2 separate regions of the Mus musculus genome follow, and region 2 is linked to region 1. A link is a loop called in an ENCODE intact Hi-C map of the cell type or tissue named here. Cell type or tissue: left cerebral cortex. All regions are shown on one strand. Each heading gives the region's core, and the rest is flanking DNA. Links, peaks and the distances in the headings are about the cores only. Region 1 overlaps Alpk1 (alpha-kinase 1). Region 2 overlaps Zgrf1 (zinc finger, GRF-type containing 1).

Region 1 (4,400 bases), core at 237-4,236:
ATCATTTCCTATCTCATCATCCCACTTTCATGTCTGCTGTGCTCCTCCTGGCTACTGAGATTGCTCCATGCCTTGGGTTACTGTTTCTGATTGAGTAGGGATGGAGAACTAACTCCAGAAGTTGTTGAACCCATGGATTTGCTAAGTCTTTATGTCTGAGCTGTGGATGATGTGACTGAGTCTCTGTTGAGTCAGGGCGTGAATCATGCAAACAGATCTGGTCAGAAGTGCTTTTAGAGAGAGGTACCCCAGAGCCTACCTTCTGCACCCATAGCCAATTAACATGGCTCCTGGCACATAGGAGGTACTGTGAAGCAAGAAAGACAGATGCAGACAGCTTCTCTAACAGCTTCCAATTCCTGGGTTTAGTCCTCCACAAAGATAGTTTCCTGGCCATATGGCTAAGAGACACGCTTGTGTCTGTCCAGTAAACCCACTTATGTCAAAACTAATTGGGTGTATTCAGTTCCCACAACCAAATTAAACCTAAGAACTTGAGAGCCTCATCCTACAATCGCCTAGTTTCCAGTTACACTCTTGGATACCAAAAATCTTAGTGAGCTGTCTCAAAATCACTGAGTTACAGAAGTGGGCATGCCTCTGTTTTCCCTTTGTGACTCTTATCCTTTTGATACAAAGTATAACTTAAAACACTATATATATATATATATATATATATATATATATATATATATACATATATACACATACACACATACATATATATACATACATATATACACACACATATATATGCATACACACATATATATGAGTGTGTGTACATGTAAATTTATGTATATGTATGTATATACATGCATAATAAAGGGATTATGGCCTAAAGTAAAAGCTAATGGCCCATGGTTAAAGCTAACCCCTGAAGAAACTGTAACCCAAATCCTAATGTGAGGGGTCTTTTGCAGACAGAGGGCATCTGTGCACATAGATCCAGGCACTGTTAATCGAATATGGCTTTGTTTAGTTCCTACAGGAAGGATCAGTCCTAGTCAGGAGGTGTTTGTCACCCTGAGCTCTGGAAAGAAGAGCCAGGCAGGCTCACACTAGGCTCCAGGCTCACACTAGGCTTCTGGCTGGTGAGCAGGGCTTGGTAATGCAGGGGACTTTGCACGTTCTACCTCCCTGCTCAGTTCTTGTGTAGCAGATGGGGCAAGAAATCTTTTTTTTTTTTTTTTTTGGTTCATCAAAAGGGAGGGCAACTCCCCCGCCCTGGAGGTCACAGGTAAACTTGAAAAAGAGGTGAGATTTTTTGGTTTAAAGAGCTGTTGACATCACCATAAGTTTGGAAAAAATAACGATAAAATACTTGAAGACAATTAGGAGGGTTCTAGCATGTAGGTTCTGAAACCAACTCTACAGCCTTGAACTGTGGTCAAGCTACCAGACCTCTCGTAATTGAGAATAACAATAACACATAGATTTACCTTACAGTGCCCAATCAACAAATGCCTGAAATTTCTTAGTCCAGTGTTAAAAGCTGAGTGGTCAGTACTGGGGGAGCAGGGAGTATAGTGTAAGTTGTTGATGCTTTTGTGATGCCAATATTCATGATGGAGAAGATTTTTCTGTTGGTCAAAAGAAAGGCAAATGGACTTGAGAAGTGCAGCCCTGAATCTTACGGTTCAGCATCCTCACGACTGCCATTCTGATGTAGCTCCCTAAACAGTAAGGAATAAAACAGGGGGAACAATACACGTCTAACAAGACAGTGGTTACAACGCCAACCAACAGTCTTCAGTCGTGGGTAGATAAGTAACGAAGAAAGGATAAACTTTCCATGTAAGAAACCACAAGCAAACTCTGAGGTTCCATCTTCTGTAGACCTTAATAGCAATTTGTAAGCCGCATGACCTGTAGATGGCGAACTTGGATAATGGAAATGCTGAGCAATGCCAACCTCCCGGAGGAGAAAGCTGGGGTTTGGGGTTTGCAAAAAGGAAGAAAAGAAAGAGAAAAAAGAAAGGAAAAGAAAGAGAAGGAGGGAGGGGGAGAGAGAGAGAGAGAGAGAGAGAGAGAGAGAGAGAGGAAGAGAGAGAGAGAGGAAGAGAGAGAGAAAGAAAGGAGGAAAGGTACTAACTAAAACTGGTACATTAGTAATGGTTGATTGTGGGATTGTGGTTCCACAACAAAAGGACTCCTTAGAGCATGAGGGAACCTTCTCTGAAGGGACCATTCATCTGTCCAGGGAAGTGATTTTGCTAAGTGACACACACTGTTGAGAGCTAGGAGAAAGGATCTGGCTGAGAGTCCACACTGGCTGTAGTGTCTGAGGCTACAGAAAGGTCTGCCAAGCAGAGACCAGAAGCAGCTTCAGCAGCAGCCTCTCCCATATATGAACACACCAGCACTGGACAACCCAAATCCAAGCTGTGTTCCCAGTGTCCGCACCTTTTAGCTAGATAAATAATTATGTACGCCGGGGCGCTTGCTTGGGGCTGCTGGTGAGTGTTTGTTCTTCCAACTCCCTGAGGTAACCCTTTAGAGACCAATTCTCATCCTTTATTGACATCAATTTTTTTTTGCTGGCTGACAGATTTCCCCAGTGACACACCAGGCATTCAGCACTCCTAAGGGATCTATCTCTTTAACACTCAAACAATCTATTTGCTCTACTTGAGAAACATTTTTTTTCCTCACTTAAAAATTCTACCTTGGAGTAAGGTAGAATTTTTACCACCCCAGGCCACAAAGAAATAGCGGTGAGTTGAGGGCGGGGGGAGCCGGCACAACTTTCCAAAGTGTGCGTGTCCGTGCAGTGGCCTGAGATGTTTTGTTGGTCCTTTCAGCTAGGAAAGGCCTGCAACTCCCCCAACATGATAGATGGGTGACCTTTTGCTGCATTACGAATCAGGGTCACTATTTCCAAAGAGCCTCTTGGCTTGTGGGTCAGGTGAAGGGACATCTCTGGGCTTCCATGGTCCGTCTGCCCGGCCATTTATCACTGAGCTGTAGTTATCAGCCCCCCCCCACCCCCAACACACACACACTAGGCTCCCCACCAATGTGTGCTTCTGGAGTCCACACAACAGAGCCTTAGTTATCTGTCTCCTCTTTGCTTCTGTCTGACATGCACCCTGGAAAATGCTCTGTGGGTGGAAGAATAAAGCCTCATGCTTGAATATGATAAGAGAGGGAGTAAGGTGAAGATACATTTAGAAGGGGAAATACAAGCCAACTGCTATGAATATACCCAATATACCTAATATTAGACAATATAATTCTGCAGAAATAGAAAAAATAAGATAAGTAGGGTGTGCTTAATCTAATTTATTTATTTTTACCCATCACATGCTCAAGAAGCTGAGATAGAAGTGAGCACTTGGCAACTATTTCCCAGCATGCTGCCTGCCACCTTCATGTTTGCTTGCTTTTTGCATTGTCCTTTCATAAATTCGTGAGTTTCATATCTTCAGAGTAGAACTCTTAGCTCTCAGCATGGGTAGTTTTTGTTTGCAGACAGCTTTTAAGTCATGAGGGTACAGTTCACCTACGATATGGCAAACCTAGAAACTACCAGGAAAACTTGGAAATGATGCTATGTCAGAGTGGATTTGGGGGACTGGAGCTCAGCAGTTAAGAGTGTGCACCGATCTTACAAATGAGCCAACATCCACTCCCAGCACCCACTTAAGACAGCACACAACAACCTGTAACTCGCACCAGGAGCTCTGATGTCTCTGGCTTCCACAGGCACCTACACCCCTGTGCATGTACCCTGACACACGTATACATACATTCACAGATTCAAACAAAATAGATATCTTCTTTTAAAAGGTTGGATTTTAAAATGCCATCAGTGAAAGACAGACAGGAAAGGGACGTGGTTTGAAGAGGAATTTTAAGAATCGGACTCTTACTGACAACCCAAATAGAAGTAAGACCCATGTCACCCTCAAGTAGTGGCCCTAGAGTAGACATTGGGGTATCTGGCATGAATATAACAGCCAAGGACACAAGGACACACACATGCATGCAGGACTGCAGTGTCTACCTATGGCAAGCATTCAATAAAGACAAGCTATATTGTGCAGCAGAGCCGCTAAGTAAGCGATGGACGGTCTCGCTAAAGGCAAGGCTTATTTGCTTACATAGTAGTTACATAGGTACTGCTATAAAGGAATTAGCATGGTATGCACTATTAAAATGTACTCCAATAAGTGCAGGAGAGACTAATGGGGAAGCTTGGGTGGTAGGGGCTGGGGAGATGGCTCCATATTTAAAGTGTTTGCTGCCCACGTGTGAAGACCTGAATTGAGATTCTCATAAATAGGCCCCACATAAATAGCAATGGTGGGCACAGCTGCCCACCCATAAATCCAGCTCTCAGAAGATAGAGACGAGGCAGAGCAAGCTTACTAGCTGGACTAGCAGAATAAGTGAGC
Region 2 (4,400 bases), core at 250-4,249, 190 kb after region 1:
TTCTCTACTCTAACTGATCAAGCACTGTGTAATGTTTTTTCAGCATTTTTCTTTGTTATTAACAAAATACTGCTTCTTACGTCCTAGCACTTGATTAAATACTGAACATACATTAAAGTTCAGAGAACATCATATGTTAGCAATACATCACATTTATTGAGAGATATTTTCTGTCTTTTGTGACAGTCTCAGAATCTATACCCTATAATCATAACATAGAACGATAATTAGAAATACAACAATGAATATGAGAATACACGTCTCTTCCCCATTTGTTCTCTCTATTCCTTAACTGCCTAGAACTCTCTATACAGCCCAAGCAGGCCTCGACCTTAAATTCCTACTTCAACTTCTCAAGTGCTGGAACTGAGCTCCATCACACACAGCAAGTTTCTTTTTCAATAACTCACACAGTGGTTACCATAATTTATGATATTATGAAGACTAGGAGATAGCACATAGCTGGCATTGAGGAAGAAATGCCAGCTAAAGAACCCACTAGAGGAAAGACTAATAACACGTAAGCTCATGTGAGCGCCAAAACAACATGCCAGCAGAAAGCCTGTTGCATCGTGCAGTCTGTGTACGGCTACTAGAGTTCCTAGCCATCTACCCTTGCACTGCTCTTGTACAAGGATTTAGGACTGACCTAAGAAAATGACTTGGGATTTTCCAGCCTACTCTGCCTGCTTTCCTGGAAGCCACAGGGGCACTAGGGAACCCAGGCAGGAGCCTAGCATAACTGTCATCAGAGGCTTCACCCAGCAGCTGAAGAAAACAGATGCAGAGACCCACAACCAAACCTTAGGCAGAGCTTGGGGAAGAATGGAAAAGATTTATAGGAGCCAGAGGGGTCAAGGGCACCACAAGAAAATCTATAGAATCAACTAGCCTGGTCTCATAGGGACCCACTGAGACTGAACCAGCAACCAGGGAGCGTGCATGGGACTGACCTAGGTCCTGTACACGTTACAGCTGTCTGTTACACATAAACAGGCCTACATGTGGGAGTCCTAACAGCGGGAGCAGGGGCTGTCTTTTACTCTGCTGCTTGCCTCTGCAGCTCTTTCTCCCTACTGGGCTGCTCTTCTAACCTCAATAAGAGAAGATGCACCTAGTCTTACTGCAACTGGATATGCCAAGGCTGGCTGATCCCCATGGAGGCCTTCCCTTCATGGGGAGGGGAAGGACTGGGGGAGGAGAAGAGGGAGTGAAAACTGTAGTAGGGATACAAAGTTCATTAACTGATTAGTTTAAGAAAGCAAAAGGACTGGAGAGATGGTGGCACACACCTTTAATCCCAGCACTATGGAGGACAAGCAGGTAGATCTCTGAGTTCAAGAACATCCTGGTTAACACAGAGAAAACCTCTCTCTAAAAACAAAACAAAACAAAACAAAAAACAAAGCACTGGCTGCTCTTCCAGAGGTCCTACGTTTAATTCCCAGCAACCACATGGTGGCTCACAGTCCTGTAGAATGGGATCTGATGCCCTCTGCTAGTGTGCATAAAGACAGGGCACTCATAAACATAAAATACATGAATAAAAAAAAAAAAAATCAAAGAACGTTGACCTCTGACCTCCACATGTGTTCAGAACATGTGCACCTATGTACACATACACACCACATATACGTTCACACAAATAGCCAGGCGTGGTGGTGCACGCCTTTAATCCCAGCACTCGGGAGGCAGAGGCAGGCGGATTTCTGAGTTCGAGGCCACCCTGGTCTACAGAGTGAGTTCCAGGACAGCCAGGGCTATACAGAGAAACCCTGTCTTGAAAAACCAAAAAAAAAAAAAAAAAAAAAATGGCTTTTACCTGCAAGAAGTCCGTCTGCCCATAAGTGCTAGGCAATCCTGGTGTCCAAACACAAGTATCAGTCAGGAAGTTTTCATAGTCAATGCTGTCTGGAAACTGAGTGCATCCTCGCTGTAAGCTGTGTCCTCTGACCATTACACCACTAGTAGCGGATCCTTTCACCTGATGTCCTTGAAACTCAACAGGCTATAGGCAAATTGTTAAAAATGAGAACATTAGAATATGACATATATATTCATAATGCATATAGAGAGAAATGTGCCTTATTGTATACTAATGTATTGTAAGCCCTTTGAGGGCAGACCTTTTCACTTCATCTAAGCATCACCACCATTTAATACAGTGCCTGTCACACACAGAAAGCAATAAATAAACACAAAATCAAAGAGCGGGAAGAGAAGAAATGAAGCTGTACTTCGCTTGAGGTCTGCATTCAGTCTTCATTCACTATGACTAGAGCGTGGGGTCTCTGCAAGCCTGTGTATCTGAGTCTCCTGCTCTGAAGAGTGTGACTGCAATGCTCACATCCTCCCTCAGAGACCATGTTCCTTCCCTCCCTAGTCTACTTTCGGTTTCAAATGGCTTTCTCTGCTGCCCCCTTGAGGATTTTAGCATTTTTACTCCCCACAGGATAACAATACCCACCCAAATATGGGAAAATAAAATAGTTAAAAGGCCAAAGGAATCTCCATAAAGGATTTACTTCTAGTGGACAAATTAACAAAAAGACAACTATTCATACTCCCAATCTTCTATTACTTAAGAATAAAGATCCTACAGCTAAATTAAACTTAAATGCTTTTTTATACAGAATTTCAGTTGAAAAAAAGATTTTGTACTGTTGGGGATGGAAAGCAGATATATATATAAGCGAGAAAAGTGTTCAGTCACTTAGCTATGACTGCAGCCTGAAATTATTCTTCTAAATTTAAAAACATGCATTTCAATAAAATAAATCTTGACTTTAAATATTCTTCCCACATTTACTTTTTGAAAGGAATTTTCAAACATGCCTAAAGAAGCCAGAAGATAGTCAGATCTCCTGGAACTAGAATTGCAGGTGACTTTTAGCTACCAAGACTCAAGCCTGGTTCCTCTGCAAGAACAGCCAGTGTCCTTGTCTGCCAATTTTTGAAATAGAGTGGGTAGCACTCCTTAAATGTTTCTATGTATTTAGTCAGAAACAGAAGAGTGTAAAGTGTCAGAGCAGGACACATGGTGAAGCTGTGCAGATACGCATTTGTTCACTACAGAGCAGACATTTGCATACTCTGGCTTTGTGGCCAGCTTCTAGAACCCATTTATATATTATTAAAGTGGACCAGTAACACAGGAAGTAAGTTGAAATGAAGACAAAGAAGCATTTCTTTTCTCCCACAGCTACGTGCTAGAAACGGAAGTGCCCTGGGAACTGTCGCACCGACTATGCTAAGAGTGTCTCCACTGACAAACACTAATCTCGATGATTTAGTTAAGAACTTCAATTCATTTTAATTAGCACAATTTTTTCTGAAATTGCTATCACTGTTCCCAAACTGACAAAGTTCTCTAGAATGCTGTGGTAAAGTCACAGGAGGCTCCACAGAAAAAACAGCAACACACATCTCTAGACACTGAAGTAACTAACTCAACATTAGACCCACTATCTTCTTTCAATGACATCATGTGTCTAGTTGTTTTGAGATTTTTAATTTTTTTCTTTTTTTTATATTTTTTATTAGGTATTTTCCTCATTTACATTTCCAATGCTATCCCAAAAGTCCCCCATACCTTCCCCCCCACTCCCCTACCCACCCACTCCCACTTTTTGGCCCTGGCGTTCCCCTGTACTGGGGCATATAAAGTTTGCCTGTCCAATGGGCCTCTCTTTCCAGTGATGGCCAACTAGGCCATCTTTTGATACATATGCAGCTAGAGTCAAGAGCTCCAGGGTACTGGTTAGTTCAAGAGATTTTTAATTTTTAAAAATTATGTAATTTCAGCCGAGTAGTGGTGGTGCACGCCTTTAATCTGAGTTCGAGGCCAGCCTGGTCTACAAAGTGATTTCCAGGACAGCCAGGGCTATACAGAGAAACCCTTTCTCGAAAAAAACCAAAAAAAAAAATTATGTAATTTCATGTATATAGATGTTTTGTCTGCATGTCTGTCTATATACCATGTGTGTGCCTGATCCCCTGGAGGCCAGGAGAGAGCATCCTCCTGGAACTGGATCCAGCTGTGAGTCATGTGGGAACTCTGAAGAACCACTGTTCTGAGCCATCTCGGCAGCCTTTTTCTTAAAGTTTTGGGACAGGGTCACACCATGTAGTAATGGCTGCTCTAACTCATTATGTAGATCACACAGGCCTCATCTCAAATATGCAGCAATTCTACTGCTTGTGTCTCCTGCTAGCCAACATTGGGTTTTAGATTGAGCTCAGTTTTTAGAAATTGCTAATTGTTAACTCAGACAATTGCAATTCTCATGAGAAAAATCAATGTGGAACAAGAAATAGAATGATGTCACACACTCTACCCTGAGTTTCCAGGTGCTGTAATGGTACCTGATGGGGCATAAGCTGCATTCACAGCTTTGCTA

The links. A loop is a pair of places that touch in the nucleus more often than their neighbours do. Peaks named below come from ENCODE experiments on the same cell type or tissue, not always from the same donor. Only the 100,000 strongest peaks of a DNase experiment are listed, where the experiment ranks them.
Region 2: it touches region 1 in a loop (5-fold over the local background); 19 of 42 quality-filtered maps call a loop at or near these places.

The regions. Positions count from the first base shown.
Region 1 is chr3:127,756,861-127,761,260 of GRCm38, reverse strand. All of the region lies in intron 1 of Alpk1 (alpha-kinase 1), which reads left to right. Among named protein-coding and RNA genes, the nearest start is that of Alpk1, 21 kb to the left of the region's middle. In left cerebral cortex, for the core only: a CTCF peak has its summit at 1,863 (motif pointing right); a DNase peak (open chromatin) is centred at 1,871.
Region 2 is chr3:127,570,748-127,575,147 of GRCm38, reverse strand. It overlaps Zgrf1 (zinc finger, GRF-type containing 1), which reads right to left. Exons shown (of 26, transcript NM_197997.2): 8 at 1,823-2,008. Among named protein-coding and RNA genes, the nearest start is that of Zgrf1, 19 kb to the right of the region's middle. In left cerebral cortex, for the core only: a CTCF peak has its summit at 2,425 (motif pointing left); DNase peaks (open chromatin) are centred at 2,401 and 2,976.